Regions from separate parts of the Mus musculus genome. Here region 2 is linked to region 1. The links are chromatin contacts, found by Hi-C or POLR2A ChIA-PET in ENCODE. All regions are on one chromosome and are shown on one strand. Each heading gives the region's core, a stretch centred on a gene start or an enhancer-like site at or near the end of the contact. The rest is flanking DNA. Distances are from core to core; before and after follow the strand shown.

Region 1 (7,229 bases), core at 1,889-4,388:
GGATGCTGGGACAGGAAGGCCACAGATGGCTTTTGTAGTGGGGACAGATTGGTGGGCAACCAATGAGTATGTGATGGAAGAGTAGAGGTGACCTCCTCTGATGAGATTGTCACTATTAACTTAATGACCATGCTTGTGGCTTTTCCAGAGTGCCCCCAAGGTGCTGAGGGTATGCACGAACCCCTGGGGAGGACTTTGGTGGAGCGGGCACATTTTGTAGGGGAATAGCTTCTCTCTATGTGGCTGGATTGGGGGTGCTGCACTGGCCTGAGACAGATGTTTACTTGCAAGTGTCCATTGGGAAGCCCTTCTGGAACTCTGGTCTCTTCCTCGTACACTGCAGTCTGAGGATTTCGGGTTCCTGTCCACTCATTCTTACAGAGACAAGGCTTTCCTACTCTCTAGCTCTGCAGAGCCTCTCTCCAGGCTTGCTCACACCTCAGAATGTGTTAACCACAGAGATGAACACCAAACCTGGCTCTGCCACCACAAAGCCCTGGGCACGCTCCCAGGCCTCCTATTGTGGCTGCTGAGTTCTGAGGCTGGGGTGGCCTTCACCTCCTCCCTGGTCAGACACAGCAGCTGAGCCTCTGTCCAGCACCCTGCCCTCCTCTTTCCCAGTTCCCCTTTTCTTTCTATGCTTGTAACTTGGCACCCCTTGGGCTTCTTTTTTTTTTTTTTTTTTTTTTTTGGTCCTGGCCTATAAGCCTATAAGTCTTTCCCTTTGGCCCTTATCTCTTGGGCTTTGCAGTCTTAGCCTGATTCTTCCAATTCTGTCCAGTCCCGGGTGTTCTTTCACTCATGCCTCCTGAACTGAATGCTTTTGCCATACCCCGTGCCACCTTCTTGGCCCAAACCCCTACTCACAGGTGTGGGTCTTCTTTGCAGCCAGCAGCTCTGTAAAGAGAAGGAAGGGATCAGTGAATAGTTGAAGATGTTAGGGGAAAAGCCAAAGACTTCCCCAGTTCCTGGCTCCTGCCCTGCCCCATTTTTACCCCAGCACTACCTGGCCTCTGAGAAGCTGGGCCCCTTGGCAGAGCCCATCACTTTGCCCTTTGGCCACACTGGCCCTCTTCCAGGTCCTGAAAGTGCCCAGCTCCTCTCTGCCTCCAGGACTTCCTCATGTCACACTCTACCCTCCCTCCCCCATTTAGCTAGATCTCAGATGTCTCTCTTTTCCTCTGGGGCAGCCTCCCATGCCCTGTCCCCTGCCCTGGGGTTTACTCAGCCAGCACTCTGCATTGTTTCCTGGCACTTGACATAACAGACAACTGCCCTAGGTATGCCATCATCCCTTCTAGATTGTAAGCCCGTCTGGAGACAGAGCCTCTGTCTGTCTTGTTCAGCTTGTTGCTCTGGGGAACAGCAAGAACCCTCTAGTATCTGGTGCATTTGACGTACACACATATTCTGCACCCAGAGGGAATGCAGTCTTTTGGTTGCTTATCTGTGCCTGAAAGCAAGAGGGAGCTGCAGAGGTGTGGGGCTGGGAGTGCATGGGGAGGGTGGGCGAAGAGGAAGACAAGGAGGGCCGAGCTGCAGATAGACCCTCTCTGGCCGCCACTGTGCTTCACCTGCCCACAAGCCTGCAGAGGGAAGATCCCTTTGCCTTGCTGCTTTGCTCGTGGATGGGTCTGGGTGGAGATCAGACAGGAGGAGGCACCCCATGGTTCGTGGAGGTTTACAGAGATGCTCTGCTGTCCAGGGGAGCAGCAGCTGAGGGGAGAGTCATGGTTACTGCATAGTTACAGGGCTGTTTACATATCTGGGATGAAATCAGCATGCAGTCAGTATTTGGGAAACACCTAGAGAGGGAGCCCTTGGCAAAAGAGGCCGCAACCCATTTCCTATATCCAGGGTGCCTAGGGCCAGTCTTCTGTTCCAGAAAGCCCATTAGCCCTGTCTGTAATGTCCCTAACCTTTGATTCCTTTCTGTTACTTTTTGCCTTCTGCTGTCCAAGCCTGGCACACATGTCCTGTCCCTCCTTCACTGTCCCTCTGCCAGGAGATGCACTCTGCAGCCAGGCTTCCTGCATTTCATTGCCGTGATAGTAAATGGGGCCTGGTAGCCTGTTCCCCGGGTGGGGGAGGGGAAGGTCTGCCCAGAGAGGGTGTGGCTTCATGCCATGCCCACCTCCCTGCTAATCCTGTCTGGCCCTACTCAGTTTCCTCCCTGACGTGGCACCCTTGTCCAGCCTCCAACTTTGCAATTCAGAGCAGTCTTGCATGGGGACACTCCCCTTGTTGGCCCCCACTCCCACTCCCACCCCGGAGCCTTTCTCTAGTGGCCCTAGAAGCTGGCACTTCTGTCGTTCACTCTCTCTAGGTTCCCAGCTGACAAGCATGGGAGGGAGGGAGGGGATGTCCTGTTCTGAAGGGCTCCCTCCTCACTCCATCGGGGGACTGTTCCCCAGTTCCTTTCTGTGCTCCACAGGTGCCTCACACAGCAAAGATAAAACTCCGTGCTCGGACCAGCTTGAAGGAAAGCGTGGGACTGCTGGGCTAGAGCAGCTGGCATGGTGCAACTGCATCTTCTCTCCCAGGTCCCCCACCCCCAGCCCCTGCGCCAGAACGGCAGCCACTTGTGAATGAATAGGAAGGCGGAGAGTCACCCTTCCAGCCGCTGCTGCCCAGGGTTCTGTGGCAGGCAGGGAGGGGCCTGCTCACACCTGGGAGCCAGCCCCATTCCCATCCTCTCGATCAAGCCTCCCTAACACAGCTCCTCCCTCCTGCCCCCACTCCAACCTGTCTCTTCCTTCTTGCCCTCCCCGTCTTCCCAGGTCTCCTGCTGTTACCCTAGGCCCTCTTCCTGTCCCCCCCCTACAGTTATGTAAAGACTCGGTCCTACCTCACCGCTTTGCTCTGTCTGCCAGTCCATCTCCCCTCTGCTCACCTCTCTTCTCCCCAGTTCTTTCTTTCCCAGTCTCTTCGCCTCCCTCCCCTCCTCTGAGCCCCCTGACAGTCCCTTCCACCTGCCTGCAGGGCTTTAGGGTCTCTTACCCCGAGATGTCCGGTGGTGTCTCTGTGGGGCCCTGTCCATGGGGTAGCTCCCTTGGTGCCGTCCTTGCTGCCCTGGCTGCCCAGGAGGGCAGGGAGCAGGGCCCAAGGGAGGGAGGAGGGAAGAGGGAGGGAGCACCTGGCCCGTCAGCAGGCAGGGGAAAGGAGTGGCTGGCAGAGTGTCCTGGCACAGGAGGGGACTCAGGGAGAGAGCAGTGGACCAGTGTCTGGAGTCTTGAGGAAAAACAGGTGAAAGGGAGCTAGTACTTATTAATTACCTACTGTATGCTGAGTTTTTGCCAGGCCTTGTAGGTAAATCAGAATTTTTTTGTTTGTTTTTTGGAATCCCACATGATAACCCCCTACAGGCACGAGTGATTATTCATAATCATGAACCAATTGCTGCCCAGAATAGAAAAGACTTGCCAGGAATTCACAAGGGCAATTCGTGATTGAGTTGAGATTTGAACCTGGTCTCTGTAACTTTTTTAGGACAGGTGACAGAATAGCAAGAAAGGGAGGCAGGAAGAGTGAAGAGAAAAGACAGCCTCTGTGTGTGTGTGTGTGTGTGTGTGTGTGCACTCTGATCTCCAGGATGGGATCAGATATACTTCCCTGCAGCTTGGGTTCCCCCAGCACATGTCTTGCTTTGCCTCTCTCTAACTCCATGCTGCCCACCTCTGGATTTTCCAGGCTTCTAGATGCTTCCCATACTTCTGGTGTGGTGGGGGGAGGTGTGGAGGAGGAAGAGCAAATTGAGAGGTGAGGGGTGTTGGAGGGAGAGCAGAAGAGAGCAACTGCACTGGACCAACAAGTTGAGAGGAGGGAATCCTCCCCCCTCCTCCCGGTTCTCCCTTCCCCCTCCCCCACGACCCCGTAATTCTGTTCACATAAAGGCCTGCACTGGAGTCTGAGAAGGACCAAGAGCCAAGACTTCTGTGAATATTGGATGCCTCAGTTCGGCATGTCCTCTGCCCAGAGTTTGATTAGCTGTGCCTGGCTTTCCTGCTTACCCAACAACCGCTGGCTAGGGGCCAGGCTGGGAGCAGGAGGCTCCCAACCCCTCCTCCTGCTTTCTCCAGCTGGTAAACAGCAGGGCAGGAGCCGGCCACGCCAGGGCCTCGTGACTCGCCCACTCCCTCCACCTGGTGCACGTGGCACCTGGCGTGGAGAGGGCAGGCAGCTGTCCCTTCGCTCCCAGCATTCCATTCTCCACCGTTGGCCCTCCGTGGAGCTTCACACTGTGCAACCAGTAGCACCCAGTGCTCTAGGGAGCTGAGTCTCCTAAGAGTCAGAGACAAAGATTAGGAGGAATAGCCGTTCTTAGCCCCAGGGAGACTGAAAAGTGTAGGGGTGTAGGGTGACTTTTGAGGGCCTTTGAGGCTTTGACTAGTCCTAAGTCCTTTATATGTATACATATATGTGTGTGTCTGTATAGGTGGGTGTGTGTACACGTGTGAGTGTGCATGTCTGTGGAGGATAGAGATTAAAATTTGATGTCTGCCTCAATTACCTTTTACCTTTTTGTTTTGTTTTGTTTTGTTTTGTTTTTTTGAGACAGGGTCTCCCATGGAACGGAGAACTCGCCATCTTGGTTAGCCAGATTGGCAAGTGATTTCTAGGGTTTCTACGACCCCATTGTTGAGACTACAAGTACCTACCTACCTATCTACCACTGTACCCATTTTGTGATGTGGGTTCTGGGGGATTAAACCTTGACCCTTGGGTAGGAGAGATGGCTCAGTGGTTAAGAGCACTGACTGCTCTTCCAGAGGTCCTGAGTTCAATTCCCAGCAACCACATGGTGGCTCACAACCATCTGTAATGGGATCTGATGCCCTCTTCTGGTGTGTCTGAAGAGAGTGATAGTGTGCTCATATACATAAAATAAATAAATCTTAAAAAACAAAAACCAAAAAACCAAAAAACCCCCCAAAACCCTTGACCCCAGTGTGTTTGTGGCAGTACTCCACTGACTAGGTCATCTCTGACTTCACGGTCTTTGGTGGTAAACAGGCCCATGTATACTGTTCTTCTCAAAACACAATGCCAATCTGGAGAGCTTTGAAAAGAGGCAAAGTGATGGCACCCCTACCTAGGAACAGAGTCAGAAAGAGGCTTCTGGAAAGGTTAGGGCACTCAAAGGATGGGGACCTTAATGGCCTGCCTCTATCCCAGAGCTATCCCCTCCTGCTCTTCTGTGCTCCTATCTGCCCATCACTGCTCAGTTTTCTGTGCCTCACCAGCTCGCTTTCATCTCCCTTAGTTATTGTTCTTCTTTCTTCTTTTCACTTATCTTTTTTTAATAGTATGGGTGTTTTGCCTGCATGTTTATTTGTGCACCATTTGTGTGTTTGGTTCACTATGCAGGAAAGAAAAAGATATCAGGTGCCCTGGAACTGGAGTCATACATGACTGTGAGCCACTGTGTGGATGCTGGGAATTGAACCTGGGTTCTTCTGGAAGAGCAGCCTGTGCTCTTAACTGCTGAACCCCGCCCCTCCTCTCATTTTCCTAGGGTGACCTCCAACTCACAACATTGCCTTGGGTGTGCTGGGGTTACAGACCTGCATCGCTGACCAGGTCCTTTTCTCTTGGTGATTATGGGTCTTAAGACCTTCCAGATGACCCCTCCCTCAAGCTAGAGGCACAGGGTGGAGGCCCCTAGGGATGCTTTCAGATGCCACACAGTATGGCAGTGGCAGACACTGCCTGGCACTGTCAGAATGACTGTGAGGGCTCAGGAAGCGACCGGGTCCTGGCTTGAGAGTGGCTTTCTTCTAAGCTACTCTTTCATTTCAGCATTCGAGACCTTCATTCCTACGTGTTGCTAAGATGATCTCACTCAGTAGTCCAAGATGGCCTTGAACATTCATGGCTATCCAGTTCCTTCAGCCTTCTGAGGGCTGGGATTACAGGCATCATCCTACCCAGCTTTTGGCCCTGCCTCCAGCATGGGGGGGTGGGTGATTAGGGTGGGGTTCCCTATTCAGACTGATACTGCCACCAGAGAGTTCTCTGTGCTTCCAGCTATCAGGAGATCACGCCCACAGGAGGAACTGTTCCAACAGCTTCAACTATTTGTTCCTCCCACAGTGGCCATAGGGTGAGTGTACAGCTGTCATCCAGTGTGACCTTGGGATTTACCGGGCTGGTAAAGCTCAGAGTAGGTTGTGGTGATTATGCCCCCTGGGTGTTCTTGCCTGACCCCCACCCCCACCCCCAGCTCCCCACCCCTGGCTTGCTGTAACCAAGGCTCTTTTCTGTAGGAACAGTGCTTTCTAAAGCAGAGCAGGGGCTATTTCCTCCTCAAATACATTCTTTTTTTTCTTTTTTTTTTTATTAGGTATTTTCCTCGTTTACATTTTCAATGCTATCCCAAAGGTCCCCCATACCCACCCCCCCCAATCCCCTACCCACCCACTCCCCCTTTTTGGCCCTGGCGTTCCCCTGTACTGGGGCACATAAAGTTTGCAAGTCCAATGGGCCTCTCTTTGCAGTGATGGCCAACTAGGCCATCTTTTGATACATATGCAGCTAAAGACAAGAGCTCCCGGGTACTGGTTAGTTCATATTGTTATTCCACCTATAGGGTTGCAGTTCCCTTTAGCTCCTTGGGTAATTTCTCTAGCTCCTCCATTGGGGGCCGTGTGACCCATCCAATAGCTGACTGTGATCATCCACTTCTACAAAACACCCATAGAAGGAGTTACAGAGACAAAATTTGGAGCTGTGACGAAAGGATGGACCATCTAGTGATTGCCATATGCAGGGATCCATCCCATAATCAGCTTCCAAATGCTGACACCATTGCATACACTAGCAAGATTTTGCTGAAAGGACCCAGATATAGCTCTCTCTTGTGAGACTATGCCGGGCCTAGCAAACTCAAATACATTCTTATGCAAGGAAGAGGCTGATAGGGATCAGAGAATCACTCTACCCCACGTGCCCAGTCCTCTTATCAGGCCCAGGAATCTCAAAGCAGGGGGCAAACAACCTGGAGGTGGGTGGTGGCGGCGGCTTGGAAATGGGGAGCAGTCACCAACTCTTCTTTCCCTTCCTCCCCACCCCTTAAAACCGCAGAAACCACTTAAAGCTCAGCACAGTCCTGTCCTTCCAGGGAGGACCCAAGGCAGCAGGTAAAAAGGAAACCTCTGGGGTTTGGGCAGCATGCAGAGGCTGGCTTGGCCCAGAGGGCGCCATCTTTCACTGGAGCCTCTCTACTGCAG
Region 2 (7,229 bases), core at 1,701-4,200, 40 kb before region 1:
TTTCTACTGGTATTACAATTTGCATCTGGAAGTGTAGCTTAATAGTAGGATCCCAAGTCTGTGTCTTAAGGTCCCAAGCTGCAGCACCCCCACAACAACCACAGAATCTTGCACAAACATTTGCATCTGGTCTTATAGAGGTCCCCAATTTGATCCCCACACCCACATCAGGTAACTCCAACTCCAGGAGATCTGACACCCTTTTCTGGCCTCCACAGTCATCCACACACATATATAAATAAAAGTAAGTTAATCTCAGAGAAAAAGATACTGTATATTTATCTCTTGCCAATTTACTCAAATTAATAGAGTTCCAATATAGACTTGGTTCTGAGAACATAGTAGACAAGAAAAACTTAGCTGTTTTCAAGGAACTTTTTGGATGACAAGGGAGGCGTGCATACCCTAGAGGAAAATCAAAGTAAGTCCAGCTCGATGTATTTTCATGTTCTTATTTTATGCTACATTTGATCTCATAATTCATGTTATATGGCGTAGAAATCAATTTTAGAACTGGGCTGGATCTTAAAAGATTCTTTTGTTCCATTCATGTTAAAACTGAGGAAACTGGGGCTTAGAAATATAAAAAGATTTTCCTTAAGATAACTAGTCCACCAGTTTTAGAATATGCAAGGGAAATAACTGTTCTGAAGGTCAGTCATTAGTGTCTCTTTATAGAAGCCCATAGCACTAGTTTTTCAGTTTTGAAACTATCAGAATCATAGTTAAGAATATCTGATATTTTTCTGAATCTGCATCCAAATTTCCTAAATCCTGACTTTCACAGTGTCCCAAACTTACATTCTCAGCACATGTCAGGCTGCTTTTTAATCACATTTATTTATGTCCATGCAAGTAAGTGTCCTGGCATGAATACAGAGGTTGGAGGACATTTGGGAATCAGTTGTCTTGACAACTGTGTGTCAAGACAGAAGTGTGATGGTCAGTGGACAGTTCTGTGGAGTTGGTTCTCTCTTAGTCTCAATCGTCATTTTTGATGATTGACTTCATCAAGTTTCCCTTTGTTGCATTAACCATCTTATTGGCCCCTGTAATTCTTGATTAATGACTCTGTCTGTTATGAGAATGAACTGAAAGTAGTAGTAACAGACCAATAGATATCTAGTGCATGTATCCATAATAGAAAAACCAGAGCATGAATTGGTAGTACAAATACTGAAGACCTAGCAATTGATTTATGGTAAGGTAGAGGGCAAAGTAAAGGAGTTAGTTATAAAGTTTCTGAATGGGACACCTGGTAGATGGTATGCCAGAAAACACTGATTTTTGTGGACGGAGTATATGTCACAGGGTAAATGCCTGTGACGAGGACAGGTTTGCTGGGTGATATCCATTTGAACCAACAGGCAAATCTAACCAGATATTACAAGTAAATTTGTGCTAAGTGTGTTACTAAGGGATAATATCATAAGGGATAGGCTAGTGAACTCAAATCAGGCAAACCAACCAGGATTTTACTTAAAACACCAAAGCGGTCTGAGCCTGGTGTGACAACACATGCATATAACCCCAACAGAGAGGAGGTGGAGACAGAAAGAACTAGAGCCTAAATTCATTCATAACAAGTACAAGGCCACTGTGGGTGACATGAAATCCTGTTTGGGAGTGGTGATGGTAAGGAAGCCAGGTGTCCAATCTCCCAAATACCAGTACCTGAAAGGTGGAGGTAGAAGGATCAGCAGTTTAAGGATGGCTACAGGACAAGTTCTTGACCAGTCTGGGTTAACTACAAGAGATGTCTCAAAAACCAACCAATCAGCTGGAGAGATGGCTAAGCGGTTAAGAGCACTGACTGCTCTACCAGAGGTTCTGAGTTCAACTCCCAGCAACCACATGGTGGCTCACAACCATCTGTAATGGGATCTGACGCCCTCTTCTGGTGTGTCTGAAGACAGCAGCGATGCACTCACATATATAAAATATATAAACCTTAAAAAAACAAAAACAAAAACAAAAACCAACCAACCAACCAACAGGCAAATCTAACCAGATATTACAAGTAAATTTGAGAAAGGAAGATTGATAGACAATCAATCCAATCTAGAGCGTTCTGGTGCTGGCCTGTACTGTACTTCCACCACTTCAGAGGCAAGGGCTGGAGGATTTTGAGTTCAAAACCAGCTGACTGTCACAGGCTCCGCCACTAAAAGAAAACAAAACACCTTGCAACAAAACACCCTGCAGCTACAAACAGTCACTGGACTAAGTTGAGGAAGGTAAAAGGCAAATTAATAAAAGGTCCCTCGTTTCAAAGAGAGCCGGCTTAGGAGTGCTGAGTTGTGGTGAACGTCCTATCAATCCTGGGGGCCTAGCTCCCCGGCCCAGAGCCCCTGATCTGAGTCTGGTTATTAGCTCCCAGCACAGCTGCCCCACGCGGTGATCCGCGAGGGCCTCACTCCTAGCCCCCAAGTGTCCCACGCCTCCCGACCCTCAGTCCCGCGCTTCGGTCTTCCAATTGCCAGGGTCCCTACCGCTCTGCTTCTCCCACACCCCAAACTTCCCTCTCGCGCCCTGCCTTTACCGCTCCTCCAGAGTTGCGCGCTCTGCGCTTCGCCTCGCACCTCACCCCCGCCGCCGCCGCCCTGTCGCTCCCTCAGCGCAGCCGCCTAGCGGGTCGCTTTTCAGCAGCCGCTTGTTCCGCCCCCGCAGCGCATCCTCACCAATCAACGCTCACTTTGAAGTCTGACCAATCGCGCTCCTCCGCCGCAGCCAATCCTTCTGCGGACTGCCGTGAGCGACGTGGCTGGTGCGCGCTCAAGTCCAATTACCCGGATGAAAATCCAAGCCCGCCCACGTCCACAGCCAGTTAGAGCCCGGGGAAGCCGATGCTTTTAATGGAGCTCGCACCTGCTGAGAATTAAACAGCCAATTAGAGGCTTCTGGAGTCCTCGGTCCTCCTCTAGGAGGTTGTGCTGCTTTAAGCCGCGAGGGACTTTGGCGCTCCGAGGGTCGGGGGATTGGGTCACTCGTGGGTGTCCCGAGGCCTACGGAGTCATTCCGCGGCCAGCGGCCTTGGGGGAAGCCACCTCCTGATTGCGGCGCCACTTTATCTGTTAAGAATTTCTGCCTGGATGGACCCCCTACCCCCATCTTAGCCAGGGGACAGGAAAGCAACTATGTTAAAGGAGTGAAATGGGGGCGGGCGCTGCACACGCCACGTGGACCGAAAGTCACCGTGGCCACCACCTGGGTAAGGCAGCTATGGGAGGAGCGCGCCAGCAGGGGCCCCCTGCCTTGCCCCGGGGCCGTGGACCTGTGGAAGGGGGAGGATTTGGCAGGCAGCGGTTTGCTTGAAAAACTGAATTCCAGCCGCCGTCTGGGTCGTTCCCGAACCGTTAGGAACGGTTGGCCCTGCTACCACCTTCACTTTGAGGCGAGGGCACAGTCGCTCCGAGTCTCCAGGAGATGTTTTGTGCTGGCACATGATGAATACTCATTAAACATTTGTTGAGTGAACATAGCTAGCATTGTGTCTGACCCAGATGTCTTTGGGTCAATTTCCTATTATTATTATTATTACCACTACTACTGTTATATGTTGCTATGTTGTCCAGGCTGTTCTCAAATTTTGTTCCCTTAGGCTCTTGAGTAGCTGGGCTTGCAAACATGCTCGCCTTCTAGTCATCCAAAATATATATTTGGGTAAATAATACATGCACTTTCAAGAAGATTCACAAGTAACAAAAGGTTATTGAAGAAAATGTCCCTTCAGAGGCAACCAGTACAACCAGTTTCTTGGGAAATTTTTCATCCCACACTTAAAATACACGTAAATGTATTTTTGCACAGCTGAAAACATGCTATAGATATAATTTTATAACTTCCTTTTTATATATGTTAGTGTTTCAAAGCAACTACCTTTCTGACTCTTAGTTAAATCTCAAGATATGACAGGGATATAGAAGATGTATTTAACCAGAACTTTTAACATGTTTACTTTTAAGCATACTTCACTTTGCACTTTAATTTTTTTTTTTTTTTACTTATAAGACACAGTATCTCTATATAGTCGTGGATGGCTTGGAACTCTTTGGGTGGACCAGTTTTGTTTTGTTGTTTTGAGACAGGGTCTCTCTTTGTAGATGAGGCTGGAATCAAACTTAGAGATGCACCTGGGCATGTATCACCATGCTCAGATTAATTTTGCTTTTAAATGACTATCCCCATGGTAACTACTTAACGAATACAAACATTAGCTCAAAGAATTGTGCCTTGTTATTTCATTTGAATGTACACAGCTTTGCAAAGATTTTCCCACAAACATTTTTTCCAGTTTTTATTCAGTTAACAATATTTGAAAAGGCTTTGATTTAGTATTGCCAGATTGCCTTCCACAGAAGTTTAAAAAGTTTTGCACCTACCAGGCATGCATGAAAAGGACCTGTATGATAGCATACTGACACCATATGTTGTCACACAGCCTGATTTTTTTTTTTTGGACAACCCAATAATAGAAATTAACATGTTATTGCAACTTTGATTTTCATTTCATTTATTGTAAGTAAGGCTGCATGTAATGTGTTTAAGTTGTACTTTATGCAAGTTGTTTACATGCTTTGTTAATATTTTACTACTTACTAAATCCTAATAGTTATTCATTGTACATATGTTAGAAGTAAGCACTTCCCTCTCTTTCAAGTTTACTCTGTTTTCCATTTTTATTTAAATCTTATTTTTATGAGTATTTTGCCCGCATGCATATATGTGCACCATGTGTGTGCCTGGTGCCTACAGAGGCTTGGATCCACTGGAACTGGAGTGACAAGTGGTTGTGAGCTGTCATGTGAGTGCTGGGAACTGAACCAGAGTCCTCTAGAGAATAGTAGCCAGTGTCTTAACTGGTAAGCAATCTTTCCAGCCTCTATTCTATGTAATTTCAAACTTTGTTTATGGTTTTGCTGTACAAGAGCATTGTGTGTGTGTGTGTGTGTGTGTGAAGCTAGAGATCAAACATTGAACACAGACACCTTCCTCAATCATTTTCCACCTTAAAAACAAGCAAACCAGCCAACTAACCAACCAGGCTGGTAAATAATGGTGCACACCTTTGATCACAACATTCAGACGGCAGAGGTAGGTAATCTTTGAATTCGAGGCTAGCCTGGTCTACAGAGTGAGTTCTATACAGCCAGGGCAACAAGGAGAAATCCTGTCTCAGAAAGCAAAACAACAACAACAAAAGCAAAACATAATACCAGACAGAGTCTCTCACTGAACCTGGAACTAGTGTTTAGGCTAGGCTAGCTGGCCAGTGAGCTGCAAAGACCAGCCTCATCCTTCACTCCCGAGACATTGCCTCAGGCTTTTTATGTGAGTGCACCAATCCCAACTTAGGTCTTCACGTTTACAGAGCAGGCCTTTAACTGGCTGAACCACCTTCACAGCTCCAGTAATTTTTATGTAGTTGAATTTATCAACATTTTTTAAAAATAACTTTTGGGGTTCATATCATTTAGAAAAGTCTTTCATTACTAAAAATTATTTTTAAAACCCTTGTTTTTCTTAAAAAAGACATTTTGTATTTTTGAACATATAAATTTTTGACTCTTCTGGAATTTATTATGGCATAAAGATGTGAGACAGATGTACAACTTTGTTTTACCCAACTTTTCATATGTTCTATATTTTTGAATACCACCTTTATACTATTCAAATTCTTACCTATCTTTGAGTCTATTTTATTTCATGGACAAATATTTTATCTTCATGTCTATCAGCATACTATGTGTAATCCTGGTGTGTGAAGAGACCAGAAGAAGGTGCTGGATTCCCAGGAACTGGAGTTACAGAAGGTTGTGAGCCACCATGAGGATGCTAGGAATCAAACCCAGGTCCTCTGCAAGAGATAGCAAGTGCTTTTGACAGCTGAGCCACCTCTCCAGCCCTCTCTTTAAGCCTAGTTTGCTCCAATGATCTATTCATATTCTAATGCCACTAATACATGCTATAAAAAATAATTCATAGTACATGTACAAATGATAAATGCACAGTTTGTTGGTTTGTGATGGGCTCTTTGCTCTGTAGCACAGGCTGGCTCGGAAGTCACTCTAGGCAATCCTCCTGCCTTACCCTCAAGAGTTCTGGAACTACAAGTAGGAGTTGCCATATGCCATTTTATATATACATATTTTTTTTCCAAAAATGGGTTATCTTTTGTAACCAGCACCAAATCAAGAAGAAATATTACCTATGTCCGAGAAGCCACCCATGAGCCCTTTCCTGCCAGCACTCTCCTCAAGAGGGAATCGCAGAATATGTACTCTCTTGTGTCTAGCTTCCTTTGTTTGAATTACTTAAGCAAGAGTCGGGCTTAATGTATATAAAGCTTGCCTATTTATTATTATTACTGTGTCCTAGTACATTGTGAAAATTGTCCATAATTTGCTTTTCTGTTTTATTGCTAATGTTATTTTTTATTGGAATTACATATTTTTAGATTAAAGAAACATTGCTGTATTTGTATAATCTTCCCATAAATTTATGTCTTGGATGTCCCGCTGTTGTGTTTTACAGTTTTCATCATATAGAACTTACATGTATCTTAAGATTATTCATAGATATTTGAATGCCTTGATTAGTATAGAGATTTAAAGATATTTTATTTTCATGTGTATATGGATAGGTTCATATGAATCCGGATAAATTCAGGTTCTTTGCAAGTGCAGCAAACACTCTTAATTGGGGAGCTGTCTCTAGTTTACCCTTTAAACATTTTATTTGTTTTTAATTAGTTTATTTGTTGTGAGGTTGTGCATGAGTGTATGATGTGAGTATGGCAGTCAGAAAGTGTGTTTGTGTGTGTGTATGCTTTCTTGAGTGCATTGTGGTACATGTGTAACAGACACAGAACAACTCGTGAGAGTTCGCTCTTCCTTCCACCAAATAGGTCGAGAGGCTTGGTGGCAATCATCATCACCTACTAAGTCATCTTGTTAGCCACTATAGCTATTTTTGTTTAATGCTAGAAGGTAGAATATTTAAATCCAAGGAATAATGTCCAGTATTGTTATAAAGGGCACATGATTAAAGGTCCATCATCTTCCAGGTCCAGTATGGGAGAGGGCAGACCAAGAAATGAAATGGAAGTTCAGAGTAGGAATTAAAAACTGAAATTTTAAGCCACAGGGACATATTTTAAAATTTAATTGTGCATGAGTGCATGTGTGTGTGTCTATGTGTGTGCATGAGTGTGTGTGTGTGCATGAGTG

The links. A loop is a pair of places that touch in the nucleus more often than their neighbours do. ChIA-PET counts read pairs that join two places held with the same protein, here RNA polymerase II (POLR2A).
Region 2: a map of left cerebral cortex shows a loop between it and region 1 (2.0-fold over the local background). The contact joins the promoter of 1700040D17Rik here to the promoter of Rorc in region 1. A Hi-C loop is called at or near these places in 8 of 37 maps with a recorded cell type or tissue (CH12.LX, T-helper 2 cell, adrenal gland and 1 more). POLR2A ChIA-PET finds 5 or more read pairs at or near these places in 2 of 5 experiments (Patski and embryonic stem cell).

The regions. Positions count from the first base shown.
Region 1 is chr3:94,368,703-94,375,931 of GRCm38, reverse strand. Rorc (RAR-related orphan receptor gamma) reads right to left here and starts at 3,138. Exons shown (of 11, transcript NM_011281.3): 1 at 3,001-3,138; 2 at 868-897. The coding sequence starts at 3,040. Gm38411 (a long non-coding RNA gene) reads left to right here and starts at 4,909. Exons shown (of 3, transcript XR_867461.1): 1 at 4,909-6,103; 2 at 7,084-7,229.
Region 2 is chr3:94,408,676-94,415,904 of GRCm38, reverse strand. It overlaps 1700040D17Rik (RIKEN cDNA 1700040D17 gene), which reads left to right and starts at 2,950. Exons shown (of 2, transcript NR_152121.1): 1 at 2,950-3,211; 2 at 5,739-6,516. Tdrkh (tudor and KH domain containing protein) reads right to left here and starts at 2,661. Exons shown (of 14, transcript NM_001357711.1): 1 at 2,543-2,661.